Linked DNA regions of Mus musculus: region 1 is linked to region 2. Evidence: chromatin loops called from intact Hi-C (ENCODE). Cell type or tissue: gastrocnemius. All regions are shown on one strand. Region 1 overlaps Nkd1 (naked cuticle 1). Region 2 has its middle 14 kb from the start of Snx20.

Region 1 (2,500 bases), 54 kb before region 2:
AGGCTCAGCATGGGACGAGGTAGCTGTCACACTCAGTCAATGTTCGTTGTATCATCCTTGGTCCTTAGTCTGTATGACCTTGTACTCCCATGCCAGTAAGCTCCTGGGCGCTGAGCTTGGGCTAGGTCTACGCCCTGACTATTCTGCATAAGCCTCTCCTGGCCCAGGACATCTGCCTCAAACTCTTGACATTCACCATAAGAAAGCATACAAGTTTACCACCTTTGAGTTAGAGCTTGTTCCCCGCCTCAGCCTTCTTTTCTCCGTCCATAGACATCGAATTATAAATGTAATAGCTGTTGTCTATGAAAAGAGCCTGGGCATCCCTCCGTGTCTTGCTCTGTGTGTCTCTTCTCCCTCTCCTCCTGTTAGAACCAGCCTTGCCATAGGGGCACCAATGGGGCTTGTCACATCTTTCCATTCTCAAAGCCTGGGCATCACTCTTCTGTGGGGTAGGACTTGGGGTGGTAAGTAGTGGACATCTGGCATTGTAATGACTATATCTGTTTAATGTACGATATGCCTCAAAAGCCTTGAATGTAACGAGGACTCACAGCCCTGCAGTCGCTGATCTTCTTGCAAGGTTGGAGGGTTGGGAGGGGGGAGGAAGAGAGGAGAGAATGAGAATATTTAACATACTTAGAGAAGTTTGAGTATTAGCCAGCTGCACATCTGTAATCCCAGTTACTCAACAGCCAAGACAGGAGGAATGTCAGTTTAAGGCTAGCCCGGCAATCGAAACTCTATCTCAAAATAAAAAGTGACCATTTAAAAAGAAGACTGGGAATCTCAGTGGTTAGAATGCCTAGTATGTAGAAACCCTGGGTTCTATCTCTCACTACTCTAGTAAGGGGCGGGGAGGAGGAGGAGTATCAAGTAGTTTAGCTTGGGACTGTCTTGAAGGAAGTTGTGGTGATGGTGGCATGCAAATGTCCACAGCTTGCCGACTGATAGCCTGGGCAGTGTACTTTGTTAATCTGTGGCTGGCTGATGCCAGAAGTTGGCAAGGCCACCATCCCTGAGGGTCATTTGTGTCCCGTGGGGTCCTCCCTGATATCTGATGTCCATCTCCCTAGCAGGAGACTAGGTGTTCAGGCTGCATGCTTAGCTGTGGGGGGCCAGCTGGGGGCGCCACATGGAGCACTCCGACTACATTCTAGGCAGATAAAAATAGGAGCGAGGGGAGGAATTTTAATCACCACTCCGTGTCTTTGGAGCCACGGAGGCTGTTTCTTGTGAGCCTAGGCAGAAAGCCAGCCCTGCCAGTGCCTGAGAGGTGCCTCTCTCCTCTGAGCAGCACAGTTGAACCAGCTGGGGAAACCAGAGGGGCTATGGGCAAGGGTGGCATAAGCCTCTGAGCGTGGCAGAGGTCTCACATTCCAGTTATAGTAGGCTCTGGCTTGGTCCTGGTCTGTAAGTGTCAGGATTTTTACAGCCAGAGACAAGTTTAGCCTGAGTTGTTGCAGTAAACAGGTTAATGAGTTGGGATTTGTCACCATCCTAGGTGGCAGTGTGTGAGGATGGGCAGGGACAGTGTTCTCAGAGCCAGAGTCCACCCAAAACACACTTACCACATTTGTCTAGCACCTAACAGATGTGCCAACCCATAGCCCACAGATTGTCCGCATTCCCAGGGAGCTATGTATGCAGCTTAACACGGAATGGCAAACCTACTTGGAACAAACACAGAAGTGTTTCTTGTTAACACTGGGTTGAAATAGTCAAAGGTGGGACACACACATAATGAATGTCAGGTACAATTCCAGAACAAAACCAGCCGGGTCGTCCCAGAGCCTGCTCTCAAGAGATGGTGGTTCACAACCTTCCCTTCACTGGCCTCTCTCTCTGACCTCCATCTGGGCAGAAATGGTGCACTTTAGGGGCCGGAAGGGAGGCAAGATGCAGCCAGGGAGGCAGGTGTCTTCGTCAGCTCCCAGGAGACCCAGGATCCATTACCTGTGACCCTCGGCTGGTAGAGCTGGAGGAGCTGAGGGCTGGGCCTTATACGCTTGCAGAGAGATGTCGCCTGGCTCTGGAAGCAGCTGCCTGAGATCTTGGTTCTGATACTCTTCTGGGGTAGAATGAACTTGGGTTCCTCTTCCCTGGGGGAGGGGGTTCTCTGACTTTCTGTCACTGACTTTCTGCCAGTGCTTTGGGGAGCCTTGTCTGTCTCCATCTCCTTAGCCCTTGGATGGTGACTGTTTTTGTCTCCTGGCCTGAATGTCCCTCGTTATTAGCCTGAGTGGGCAGTTCCTAGCACCTATGGCCTATGGTGCTCATGAGTGGATTCTGAGGGTAGAGAAGCCTGGGGGACTGAGAAGTTAGAGACGAGGGCCAGATGGTGAGCTGCCTTGGTTATCCCATCTCTGTTGGATATGCCACAGAAAAGCAACCAGCCACTGGGGCTGTTGGGGGCTGGGTACCCCAGATTTCCTGGATCTAGGAGACCATGGACTCCTCCTGGCCCAGAAGATCCCAGCCTCGTCTGCCAGCTTCTCCA
Region 2 (2,500 bases):
CAACCCTCTGAGACCTCTCAATGTCTCCCTCCAGTGAAAGGCTCTTTACTCTCTAAAAGGGAAAACCACCACTTCAACTTCTATTGTTACCCTTATAATCTCAGAATTCGTGGTGGCCAACTTTCTATGTGCACTTGCCTGGGTCCTGGGATGCCCAGATAACTAACTAATCCGTGTCTTCGAGGGCCATTTCAGAAGAAACAGCAGAGTTTTGTGGACCACATGAGGAAGGGGGTGGCAGCATCCAGTCCTGCTAGAGCCCAACAAAGAAAAGTAAAGAAGGCTGCATTGACCTCCCTCTGCCTGACTACTAAGCAGGGTCCCCATCTTCCCCTGCCTTGTGTCCCTTATTTTCTGGGCCTCCAGTTTGCAAAGGCTGTGGGACTTCTTAACTGCCATAAGTTTGTGAGTCCAAACCTTTGAACAAACCCCTTTTCTAGAAGAGCTGTGTTCCTGCACCCTCTTCTGTTGGGGGTTACCTGCTGTGTCCACTGCCTTTACCTCTGCATAGCCCAGTGGAGCTGGGTCTCACAGTTGCTTCTCAAAATGTTTTACCTGCCACCTTGGCTTCCCATCACCCGGAGGGTGCCAAAGACTGTGTGTGTCTAGAGATGTGACACTTGTCCGCTGTGTTTTATCACAGTGTCTGCTTGCATGGTTGTAAAATATCCCAGTGACAAATGGAGGGCCCTTTCCATGGCTGTTGGCTGTAACAGTGTTGGAGTGGGCATCTGGATGCTCTCCAGGAGGGGGTTGAAGACCGTCTTGCTGGGCGATTCCAGCTGGTCACCAGGGGAGTGTCTCAACTGTCTTTACAGTCTGTTCCTCCAGTGGAATTTTAGGTCCATGCCTCACAGTTTATGTTTGGGGGTCGGAGGGGGAAGATAAGTACATTTCTTAAGAGGCCTAACTAACAAGTGAGGAAGGACTATCTCATATCCACACCTCTTTCTTTCCAGTTTGTAGTAGAGTGTCTGGACTGGGCCCTGGGAGGTCAGGTGTGCTTTCCTGGGAGCACAAACTCTTTCCTTTCCCCAGCACAGCAGGCAGAGAGACAGGGACCCCAGAGCTCTGGGACTCACCTGGGGGCACCCTAACAAACATGAGGGACAGTGACGGAGGCAACATAGCAACCGTGTTTCTAGTATTGTCTCTTTTAAAAGCTTTGCCAAGTCGCGGTGTGCCTCACTCTCCCCAACCTCCTGGATTGCTGTCTTTTTCCATGGTCTCTTTCAGCACAGAGCACTGGGTTTTGAGCGACCTCTGCTGGTCATCTAGTGAACGGCCGGATCAAGCCTGCCAGAAAAGGAACAAACTTTGAACTTAATGCTGGTTTAGAATGACAGTGTTAGTTACATGTATGAAGTTGTCAGAGAGCTAGCTTAATCAATATAATACGACAGCACCATGGCAGGTCCATGGGATAGCTCTCCCGATTACCAAGTGGAAGAGTATTGGAGGAGCCTTTATGAGGAGAAATGAAATGGGATTATTAAAACCATTGCAAGTGTGAGTGCTTCATAAAACAGGCAGCTTTGGTCAGGATAAAAGTAAAATAAAAGACAGTGTTTTTAAAAAGAGTCTAAAGAAGTGTCTAAAAACTCATAAATGCCACTGTAAGAGACCAATGGGAGGGTGCACCAGTTGCAGAAAGATCTATTTGGCTTAATCCTCTGCCAAAAGAAAGCATGCCATAGTAAGAGGTGGTAAGATGTGGCATTTGTGTCAGAGTACAGTGGAACCATGAAAACCAGACTGTCATCATGTTATACACTATAGAGAAATGCTAGTTATGTTCAACTGCGCCTTACAAAGTAGATCGCAGAGCCATATACAGCAGAACTTTCATGTCAAGTCTGCCAGGCGCCCATTCTAGGCTGTATGAGAGAGGTATCTAGAGGTTCTAGGCTGTATATTGTGTGAGAGAGGTATCTAGAGGTTCTAGGCTGTATACTGTGTGAGAGAGGTATCTAGAGGTTCGAGGCTGTATACTGTGTGAGAGAGGTATCCTCTTTGGCTTTCTCAGGAAGGAACAGGTGTGTGCTTTCCTACAGATCCTACAGGCAGAGACCTCGGAAGAAGCCTGCATGAGACAGTCATCTGGAGTTGCAAGGAAAGAGTATGTGATCTCGGAGAGGCTGCAGTCCTCTGGAGAGGAGAGAAGATGAAGCAGAGAGCAGCAGGACTGAGCTGAGCGAATAAGCATGTGTGCCTGTGATCAGATCCAGTATGACCGGCAGCCAGTCCTCTGCTGGGACTGTCAGACAGGAGATTCTTTCCCTGTCAGGTTAACTTGTGGTTTTGCTCCTGTGCCTGAAAGGATGGATCCACATCTCCAAACCCGAGCTCTTCAGCCCCTTTACTTTCATCGAGCCAATCACGAGAGATGGCTTTTATCTGCTGATGCGTGTTGCGTAGATTCTGGCCTGTGCGCTGGCCTTCTGCTTTCCCTCGATCTTCTAGGACCCACCCTGGTTCCTTTGCACCCTTGGAGACTCTG

Evidence for each region. Hi-C counts contacts between places; a loop is a spot of excess contacts. Peaks named below come from ENCODE experiments on the same cell type or tissue, not always from the same donor. Only the 100,000 strongest peaks of a DNase experiment are listed, where the experiment ranks them.
Region 1: it touches region 2 in a loop (2.3-fold over the local background); 5 of 42 quality-filtered maps call a loop at or near these places.

What each region holds. Positions count from the first base shown.
Region 1 is chr8:88,566,828-88,569,327 of GRCm38, forward strand. The region is part of intron 3 of Nkd1 (naked cuticle 1); the gene reads left to right. Among named protein-coding and RNA genes, the nearest start is that of Nkd1, 47 kb to the left of the region's middle. In gastrocnemius, a CTCF peak has its summit at 1,115 (motif pointing right); a DNase peak (open chromatin) is centred at 1,122; H3K4me3 peaks cover 297 bases; H3K27ac peaks cover 717 bases.
Region 2 is chr8:88,620,384-88,622,883 of GRCm38, forward strand. No RefSeq gene overlaps it. Among named protein-coding and RNA genes, the nearest start is that of Snx20, 14 kb to the right of the region's middle. In gastrocnemius, a CTCF peak has its summit at 1,267 (motif pointing left); DNase peaks (open chromatin) are centred at 744, 1,250 and 2,325.